Linked DNA regions of Homo sapiens: region 2 is linked to region 1. Evidence: read pairs that join two places in POLR2A ChIA-PET (ENCODE). Cell type or tissue: MCF 10A. All regions are shown on one strand. Each heading gives the region's core, and the rest is flanking DNA. Links, peaks and the distances in the headings are about the cores only. Region 1 has its middle 34 kb from the start of MAP1B. Region 2 overlaps MAP1B (microtubule associated protein 1B).

What was found. ChIA-PET counts read pairs that join two places held together with the same protein. Peaks named below come from ENCODE experiments on the same cell type or tissue, not always from the same donor. Only the 100,000 strongest peaks of a DNase experiment are listed, where the experiment ranks them.
Region 2: POLR2A ChIA-PET joins it to region 1 with 5 read pairs; 2 of 35 experiments call an interaction of 5 or more read pairs at or near these places.

The regions. Positions count from the first base shown.
Region 1 is chr5:72,070,847-72,076,095 of GRCh38, forward strand. No RefSeq gene overlaps it. Among named protein-coding and RNA genes, the nearest start is that of MAP1B, 34 kb to the right of the region's middle. In MCF 10A, for the core only: no CTCF peak of the experiment used is centred there; no DNase peak of the experiment used is centred there.
Region 2 is chr5:72,163,745-72,169,248 of GRCh38, forward strand. All of the region lies in intron 2 of MAP1B (microtubule associated protein 1B), which reads left to right. Among named protein-coding and RNA genes, the nearest start is that of MIR4803, 3.0 kb to the right of the region's middle. In MCF 10A, for the core only: no CTCF peak of the experiment used is centred there; a DNase peak (open chromatin) is centred at 3,067.

The sequences.
Region 1 (5,249 bases), core at 250-5,249:
TGTAAGGGAGAAAAAATTGGTCTAAATCAAACTTTATTTTAGGACGAAAATAAGGGCGTGTGTGTGCAGTAGTGTAAAGAGGGCTGATCATGTCTTCAAGGGAATTAAAAACCCAAGCAAATGATAAAGTTACAAAAAAAGTGTTTGTGATCCCCAGTATCCCTGCGACCCTCTAAGATCTACAATTCTGAGATGGGGAAGATTACCTTAAGCCAGCCTCAACGTTCCTTTGGAGATCCTGTTCCATTTAATATATCATTTAATGTATTTGTTCATTTAGGCCATGACTCATTGCTTCTCTGAATTCTATTTTTTACTTGTCGTTTCTCAGTCGGATATTTTTCCACATATCAGATGTTCAACTATTTGTCTAATAGGACAATACCTACTTTGGGGCTGATAAACTGACCACATAGTTTTATTATTTGTAAATTGTAAAAGATTGTAGTAAAAATGTCTTCCCCTAAATTTGCCAAGATTGAGAAATCACCCTAAAGTCAGCATGTGATAAAATGCAAATTGTGTTATGTATTTTCTCAGGTATAATTCTGAGGCACCCAGAGGAAGATGGTAGCTACCTACCTATATGTTATTGTCTAATATTTGAACATATTCCCCATCAGGCTGGGGAAAGCAGACAAGGAACCTGAGCCAAGAGAGCAGGAATCTCAGGATGGGCAGAGCAAAATGGAGACTAACCAAGATGGTGGACCACATGGCTGCCTAGAAGTAATCATTTGTTAACCTTTACGTGTGGCTGAGTTTATAGCTGATGTATGCGTACATACAAATGATGTATTTATAGGTAAATGCATAGAAAAGTTCTAGAGTGATACACATCAAGCTGATAAATTCTGGAAAGAATACATTAAATTGGGGCCAAGGGAAGTGAAATGATTGCCTTTTACTCTAAATACCTTAACGTCATTGTTTTAACAAAAAATGAAATATATTTAAAATATATTCATAGAATCCTTGCATAATAAAAAAACATAAATAAGAGACTAACTAGAGAGGGTATAAGATTACATTCTGATTACTAAAAAAATAAAATTAGAATAGTATAATTAGGAGAGAATAAAAACCATCTGTAATCCTGCACGCAGAGATAATTGCATGAGAACATTCCTCACCCAAATCCAGAACAATGGGTTGTAGTCCAGGCAGAAGAAGTCTCTACTAGTAGAGAACTGGTACCACACTAATAGGACTGGGGGCAAGAGGCCAGAACTGGGCTTATCATCCTAAGGTCTGACCAGATGGAGCCATTGGCTAAGTAAGGAAGAAGCAAGCAGCTGGTCAGGCAGAGGGGTTGGGGCCAAAATTAGAGAGCAGAGCTTAGAGGGAACAGCACCAGCAAAGTGGAGGGAGTGGGACTGGGGACTCAGATACTGGAGTGAGATGTTCACCTTCACTACTATTTTCATTCTGTGCCCATAAATGATAAAATTCATCTGCAGGAGGTCAGGAGTTACCATTGGATCTTGGCCAAATAAGATGCTGGGATTACACACAGAGTTAACACTACCACACAGAGACCTCACCCTAGGTCTGTGGTAGAAATGGGACTGGGACGAAGCTCCTAAAAATAGGAGTTAGTGGCCTTAGAGGTCAGTCTTAGATAAGGGAAGGGAAGCCTGTGACAGAAAGAAGAGTCACTTGGAAAGAGTCTGGAAGAGTCTAGAGGCAATGGGGATGCTACTGGCATTGGGACAGTCCTTCATTGTGTGGACTGTTTGTGCATTGCAGGAGGCTGGGCACCCTGGCCTTCATTCACTGAAGAAATAGGGCCATCCCCACCCCTGCCCTAGTCAGAAGGTGACCCAACCCAACAGCACACATCCAATCATCCCTATGGATGGAAAGTATCCTCATTTGGAAAGCACCAGATCCAATGCCTAACTAACAGACGGTGGAGGGCTATAACCCACCAATTCTCTCCTGCTGCAGGAAAGTGGAACTGTGGCTTCGACCTGACTGTATGTGCCTGGACCATAGAGAATGGACTAGGTTGGAAAGGCTCTGAGGAACAGAAAAAAGAGGGGAAAGGCATAGAATCAAGAGGCACAGTAGGTGCAAGAGGGCCATCCCCACTTTACCCTCTGATGGAGAGAAGGGAAAGTCTGTGCCACCCTGAGCAGCAGCAGGAAGCACTCGGGGAACTCCTGAGAAGGGCCCTGCTTCATACCACTGGTTATGAAACAAGGCATCTATGTCAGTCCTTTAGCCTCCCGGGCTCTAGCTTTTGGATTTTGTATCTTTTTAAGGAGGTTGAAGAAAGCCAGTTGTTAGATCTGCTGTGACTATTTAAAGAAATGTGCTCTTAACCTATCACAGCATTAAACTTGAGATAGGGTCTGCCATATCAGTAAGATGTGAACTCCTCTATCTCAGGATCTCGCTATATTTAACCACTTAGACAGAAAGACAATTTTCATATTTACATAGGATATAGATAGTAATCATCCAATAAGCCTTGGTTCTAATTTTAAATGCACGTCTCTAGGCGTCTCAATAACTGGACAACATTGCAGTGCTTGCAATCTTAAATTAAGAGCTCAGTCTCTCATTCTATGTGGGAAAATGCATGGCATTTCTGGGTTTGCTCATTTCATTCTCACAAGCAAGTTAATTGCTTGAGTATATGTGTGGATACATTTTTCACCTAATGCTGGCCTACACAAAACTACTCAAGGAGCAGCTGAAAACATTTTTCTTTTTGAATTTGTGAAACAAAAACCAACAAGAGTTTAACATGGTAGATTACAAATGTAGGGCCTTGAAAGAAACAATAGGTACTCCAGCCCTTGGATAGTTCTAATCTTATTGGAAGGGAGCCCCCACATTTTCCCACTCATTTGTAGAGAAACTGAGCCAAAATCAGCTGATTGCCTCGATTTCTCTACAAAGAAGTGGGAAATGTGTGATTTGCCTCAGTTCCTCTATAAAGGAGGGGCAAAGGGGTGGGAAAGCTCTGCTTTTCTCCATTCTTTGGGGCCCACGTTGGCTCTGGGTGTAGCCCCCTATATTATCAGCTCAGAGAACTATGGGCAGTAGCAATAGCCATGAACCCTTTTTCGAGTGGTAACCCCATGTGGGGCATTGCACTAAACACTTCGCCGGTATTATCTCATTTAATCATCACGGCATCTCAGTGAGGTGGATGCTATTCATTTTACAGATGGTAAAACTGAGACAGCACTCAGGAAACTAAAACAATAACACAGTCGAGGTCTCTAAAACGCCCACTTTCCATTCTCTGAAGCATTCCCCGTTTCTGGCCATGAAAGAATAACCCCACACCTCTTGGTGTGGGATCCCAGGACACATAGGAAGAACCAGAGAAAAATGCAGGGCCTGGGTCAGGTCCTGATACTGCGGGCCCCTTGAGTGGCCCCCCGAAGGCAGGACCACATATTCATTTATCCAGTACTGTTAGGGGCAGGCTTGTAGTGCAATTTTTTGTTGTTGATGTTGTTGAGGGTCACGTAGGCCTTCCCGAGTGAAACGAAAGAATTAGTCCCTTTGGTCTGTCCCTTCCTTCCCTTGCTTATTCAGCACCTTCTTCCTGATAGCAGGGAGCAGCTGGAGTTGGTGAACTGGAACCCAAGCAGATCAATATCATGTGCACAAGAGGACGTCGTTAGCAGAGCACTAATGCTCATCATGGATACATCCAGTGTGTCAATCATTGTACAGAGGTTAAATAGACTCTGTCTAATGCCAGGAGATTCATCTTACTGGAACATGGGACATTTTTCTGCCTCGCTCACTCAATACAAATTTAGAGAAGGTAAACTACATGTTATTTTTAAATATTTGCAATAAGGGTTTGTAAGCAGTGCTTGCATAAATAATAAAAACATCATCTATCTATATATAATATATATAACATATATTCAAAACTGTAGACAAATGTCTTCCAATCACACTGTGTGCAAAACCTTTTTAAAAACTTGAATACAGTTTCCCTGTGCTAGGGACACATCCTGTAAGGTACCCAAGTGCCAAATTCTTTTGCAAAATGACACCTATGCCGGTAGTTTTCACTTAAATATTTTGCAAAATTAGTGTTCATGTTTTTGTTTTTATTTTTTGGTCGTCTTTTTTTAAATGAAGGCACAAGACTATTGCAATTAATAATGACTAACAACCTAAGTAAATCTGATTTCCCTTCCTGACGCTGCCGTCACCTGCCCATGCAGGAGTGGCCTTCTGTGGTGGTGAGCAGAGGTGGAGGTCTGTGCCACGTATGCCATCTTCCCTTCACACGGTGCCTCCTTTCTTTCCATTGTGTTGGGAGGCCTGGTTCTTTGCTCAAGCTTAAAATTATCTGTGGCCCTTTAAGGGATGTGGAAATAAACACAAGAAGACATGAAGTAACTGATACTTTTTTTTTAACTGATAGAAAATTTCTAAGAATACCTCTTCTTAAAATTAGAGTATTTCACCAAATTTGGTTAACCAAAGCCAATTCATGCAAAAATAATAGCTATATTATAGGCCATGGGTTTTGTCTTAAAGGATATTACTTTCTCATAAAAACTCCTACACAAATGCGAATGCAGAGAGATACATTTTGTCAGATGTCTAGCCACACAGATAAAATTTCTCTGCTTGTCATTTTTTGCACCTATGATCCTAAAAAGAAAAGAGAAATTATGAACTCCTGGTGCCAAAGGCATCCCTAGGCCCTAGGACACAGTGACACAAAGAAATGAAAATCCTTTCAAAGTCAGCAAATAATGATTGATCCCCAACTGCTTGGAGAGATAGAACTATCTAGCTACCCCAGGACTCGACACCTTTCACTCAAAGCCCCCAATAAGCTAGAAAGCTGGGGTCAGAGGGTTTGTGCAAGGCACTGGTCCTTAAAAAGAGTCCACAGATCTCAACTCCTTGCTGAGCTATTCAGCAGAAAGGGCTGCGTAAAGCTGGAATGCTGAAGCATCCCTATGTCATGCTGGTGTAAGTGGGTAGCACTAATGCTGGTGTGAGCTATTTATTTATGCCGCTGCTATCTTCCTGGGGCATGCTGGACCAGAGGTGGACTAGGATTTGTTTATCTTGTTATATTGGTCTTCTGCTGGATTAATTTAAAACTTCTTTTAAAATAAACTACAAGGCCCTTTAGACACCTTTAAACTGTGGCTGCATATATAAATATTTAAGAGAAGTAACAACAGAAACCATAATATGCTTCTAAAGTCTTTCACAAATACATGTGAAAGTGCTTGGTACACATTGAC
Region 2 (5,504 bases), core at 292-5,291, 93 kb after region 1:
CATTATCTTGCTGTGTGACTTCGGACAAGTCACTTAGCCTTTCTGAACCTTAATGTCTTCATCTGTAAAACAGAGGTTTGGAATAGATCCATATAAATTCATATTTCTGTAACCCTGTGTTACAGGCTATATGACTTTTTTCTTTTTTCTTTTCTTTCTTTCTCTCTCTCTCTTTTTTTTTTTTTCTTTTTTTTTTTTTTTTTTTTTGAGACAGGGTCTTGCTCTGTCACCCAGACTGGAGTACAGTGGCACAATCAGGGCTAACTGCAGCCTTGACCTCCAGGCTCAAGTGATCCTCCCACCTCAACATCCCAAGTAGCTAGGACAAGTACTTGGGACATGTACCACCACACCTGGCTAATTTTTTGTAGAGGCAGAGTCTTGTTATGTTGCCCAGGCTGGTCTTGAGCTCCTGGGTTCAAGTGATCCTCCTGTCTTGGCCTCTCAAACTGCTGGGATTACAGGCATGAGCTGCCACGCCCAGCCTGCTATAAGACTTCTAATTGGACTGCATCATTTCATCCCAGAGACCTGGTTCCCAGGGTTTTCACAAGGTAGGAGGCATTGTTTCATAGTTCAGGTGAGGGTGTTGATAATCTAGGCCAGGACTGTGACAAGGGTGACATCATCTGTGGTATGAAATTTATTTTTAGCATCAGAATTTTGGGGGCATCTTGAGTTGAAGAGCAGTGGTTCCTTCATTGAATGACACTAATTTGGCTATTCTCTGGGTCTCTTCTTACAGTTTAAAAAGGGGCTGATGATGGGCTGGATGGGAACTGTTTCCCTGGTAATGTTGCCAACTCATCTCTTTGCTGGTGCCAGCTTTCTTGTCTGAGTTGTAGAGCTCATGCCTGATATGACAGTGGCAAAGGATCATGGAAATCATGTGCAGGGTAACCAGGGAACCAGCGCAGTTGCCTTCAGTAATTAACTAAGACATCCATTCTGAGGTGGGTGGGACCTCAGTTCCAGCTCCTCTGCATATCCTCAGGGACAGGGTAAGGCTTGTGGTCTTAAACAGAAGAGCTCTCAGTCCGCTGGGTGAACATTGCTTTCCCTGCGTGTTTTTACTTGCAAGGGTATTTTGTTCAAACAATTTTAATATTTATTTGTTAGGGGGTTTTATCTCTATTCATAGGTGATATTTACCCATGAATGAGTATTTTTCTTGGAAGAGTCTCTTTCCTTTCTTCCTTGTTTTTTTCCCTCTTTTCAACTGGGTTTACCTGTTAGCAATTGGACATATATGTCTTGTATGATACAGTGCCCTACTGTTGCTATTTTAATACCATGAGAACTTTGAAAGGCTAAAACCAAAGTACAGGACCCACTGAAGCCTACACTTTACAAATAAAAGGTAATTTTGTCAGCTAATTTGTAGTGGATTCCTTGACCTTAATCTTTCTTGGTCCCCTGGTCAAAATATAGTCACCCAATTTGCTTTTTTTCACATGTCCATATTTTAATTCTTTGCCAATCATTGTCTGATAATTGTCTTAATTATTTGTTTATTTTTGCTCCTCTGCCCCTACTAGAATGGAAGTCTTGCTGACCACTATCTCCAGGACCTGGCATATAGGAAGTTCCTAATATATATTTGTCAAATCAATGAATGAATGAATAGATACTTAAGTCATAGAATATACGTCAAGTCCACAGACCCAGAATCTAAAATAAATCGGAATTTAAAATGTTGTACATCAGTTGGTTAAAACGCTAATAGAATAGAGATGTTACTTAGGGGATTCAATGGTCCGAAGGAGTCTGTGGCCAGGAGGAAGAACCAAGAACAACCAACAGTCCTGTTCCTGGCCAAAAACCAGGAACAGGACCTTGGGCAAGTCACATGACCTCTTGGGCTCAGTTTTCCCATCCACTAAATAAGAGGATGGGATGTAATGATCATTAGTTCACTTAGCCATTTATTGAACAGGACTATATCACTACCCTAGATGAAAAAGCAGTGCCATATAACCATAAACATATTCATTACATATAAAATATGCATTACTATTAAAATGTGAAAAAGCTCATAAGTGTATCACCCCAATCTTGCATACTGCCAGTAGAACATGTACTGCATGTTGGGAGACACCGTGATAGAGCATGCTATGTGCTGTGACAGAGCAAGCTACAAAGCCTAACTGTAGAACCAGATAGACTAGAAGGGAGAAATCCTAGTGATAGCAAACATTTCAGTAGCTCTGAGATCCCATCATGTTCTACCCTCACAACAACTCTTAGGGTAGGCATTATTATTATCCCCATTTAATAGACAGGGCTCAGTGTTACTTGCTCCAAATGACACTAGTGGCAAGAGGACTTAAACCCAGGTCTTCTGGCTGCAAGTCCCAGGCCCTGAAATTTTACCCTGTAATATGCTAGCTGTGGTTTGGCAAATGTAGGAGAAACTACATCATGTACAAGGTATATCCCAGCACTTTAAGCCTCAGAGAGTTTTCTCAACATTTTCTCCTAGAGTAATAGCTTCTGTGGCTTGTACAGAGCCTCCCTAAGCAGCACTGATTTCATGATCGTCAACAGAATCCAGGGAGGTAAGGGCAGTGTGCAGACCCCTTTCCAGCCTCTGGGGAGAGAAAGAAGTGGCCACTGGAACCTTGGTGGAGAGGAGTATTCCAGGATCCCGGTACACGATGGGCATCTGTTTGTAAAAATGCATGTAAATTTGGCCTCCAAAATATTCCGTGTAGTCTAGTTCTCACTGAACTGTGGCCCACTGATAACAGCAGTGTTCACTCCCTAGAGAGGTCGAGACAGCAGCTTCCCAGCACTCAGAGGTGTCTTCCTGATTCTCCCCCTGGCTCTGTGAGATAACTCCCTTTAGCCCTTTTTTTGTCTGCAGCCAGCAAGACCTGGTGATAATGTGAGGCCCGAGGCCGAGCTAATCCTCCCTGTAGAAATCCAACAGTGAAGCGTCTTGTCTTTATGACTATTCGCCGAGGATGTGTAAAGGGAAATGCAAGCCCCAGGCAGCAGTAGCTGGCTGGGTTCCAGAGTCAAAACTGAATTAAAAACTCATTAAGTAGTACTTTGAGCTCGCAAGCTGACTGGCGCGCAGTGCTGGGAAAGCTGATGGTGGAGGAAGGGAAGGGCTGGCTTCTTCCCGTTGGCAAATGGCAGACTGTGGGCAGGACGGGGCAGTCCAGGAAACAAGATGAAACACAGCCCACTTGTCTGTCATGCAGACATGTTTGTGAGTATAGCTTTTGGTACAGCCACATAATGTATGCTAATTGCTATATTCCTTCTTTTTTTTTTTTTTTTCCACGGGAAATGGCTCGGTGAGAAAGCTCTGAAACCAAAGAGGCAATGCAGAAATGCCAAAATGCAGACATTACAAAAGAGAGAGGAGGAACAAAGGGAAACAGGGGATCCAAATTTACATCATGGTTTAGCGTTCTGCTAAATCAGCACCTCCCTGGTCCATGCAAGTCATATGGAAAATAATTGAGCAGAATTTCCTATTTGGGTTGATTTTCACTGCATCTATCTCATAGGTTGCAATTTGTTAATTGGATTTTTTTTAAAACAAGAAGCAAAAATTTTACCCCCAAGGACTAGAAAGTTAGCAAGTTAAGTTGAAACTCCAAAGTAATTATCAGAGCTTCCAGAAAATATTAATAAGACAGTATGAGCTGGTTCTCTCTCTACTACTGTTCTGAACAAGACACTTCTCAGTTGACCACAAGACTCAGATGCAAACTGGGGAAAGCACACAACTGAGCCCACTTAAAAGAATCATCCATCTGTAAGAAAACTCATTCAGAATATTTTGTATGTGCCAAGCTGTGTACCTCTAGTGTTCCGTTAGATATCCTTTTGCAACTGTCATTCTTTAAATCAAATAAAAACAGACCAAGATATTAAAGGAATGCTTTGTCTAATGAAGCAAGAGTGCACAGACATTTTATATTGAAAGAGAATGGACCAGAAATGAGAAATATATTTTACTTTGTCATTGGAGTCAAAAGAAGTATTGATAAGTAGACTTTCTTTCCCCCAGTAACCCTTCATTTTTTTTAAATAAAAAAGTAACATTCTTTAGAGCAGTTTTGTAGTTACGAAACAGGAACTTTTATAATGAATTTGATTAGATGTGACGGAAGGAAATGCAAGTATTTTTCAGAACGATGTAGATAACACATTAAGGCATCATCTTCTGTCATTTAAGAATTATGAGAATAAAGAGAACTGGAGTCGGGAATGTGGTTAGACTCTCCTCTGGAGGGATAGCTGACGCACGGAAAGCACTGCTCCTCCACTTGGCTCTTGCCCCTGTCCAGCTCCTGTCGCTTGGCCAAGGCCCTGAGCTGAGGAGGGCCTCAGGCTTGCTCACCTCCTGCCTTTCCAATCCTTAACTTTGAAGCCTTGCATTTTCCAGATATCTGAGTTTACACTGAGCAGTGGTGCCCTCGGCAACCTTAGGGTGCTCCATCTCACCTTCCAGCTTCTCCAGCAACAGCCTCTGCTCCAAAATAAATGAGGTGTTCAGTGTTGCTTTCTGGGCAGGAATCAGATGTTCTTTCTTTCAGTTAAACTCCAGAGCTCTGGCAGAGCTTGATTTGGTCCATTTTTCTCTAGGGCCGGCTTACCTGTTGGCATTTTTACAGAGACAAAATATGCTCCCAATTTATACTATTTTATTTACGAAAGAGCAAAGAGTAATACATTCTAAGAACTTTGATTAGCATACATATGGATCATTGCATATATTCCAAGTGTATATAAATACATAAAAAATACCCAATGGAGAATAATGCAAGACAGGAATGTAGAAAGTGATTTTATGCATGCTGCCTTTCTTAAGAGAACTTGTTACTTCTCATGGAAATTAAAATCTGGGGATTTGCTCAAGGGCAATTTTCCCCAAAGTCCCCAGATTATTTCCCTCCCTCCTTGGACTCATTTTAAACTAAAATTTCAGTCTTTTAAAAAGAAGATAGAAGAGGACAGAATTTATTTGACTACCTTGTTTGACTTGCTCTTTGTCATGGGTTTCAGACCTGTTTCTCAGGAGAGCTACGTCTGTTGGTTCAGAGTACATTTATCAATGCCTTGAAAATGCCCATTGGCCAGATTTGGTTGAATTGCCTCAGAAACAAATCTCTGTTTGTTAAGTAAACCATTAATTAAATATATGGCCCAGAACTTAATTCCTTTGGTTTACTACATCACATTTTCCTAAATAAGCAGATGTATTCTTTCAATTATAATATCCCAGAGGTCAACGGTACTCATCTTAAAACAAATAAAAAATAGGTTGTTAAGGTAAGAAATCAACCTTCAGCAAAAAATATGGTTTGGGGGCATACTGTGGCACCCCATTAATAGTGACCTTGTGAAGACCTTGTCGTTGAATATAAAATCAAAATGAAATCTAACGATGCCTCATTTTAATTCCTTAAGAGATCTTAAGGGGTGGCAGAATGACCACAGGCAAAATCCAATGCGCGTGTGAGAAAACCAAACACACAAACAAC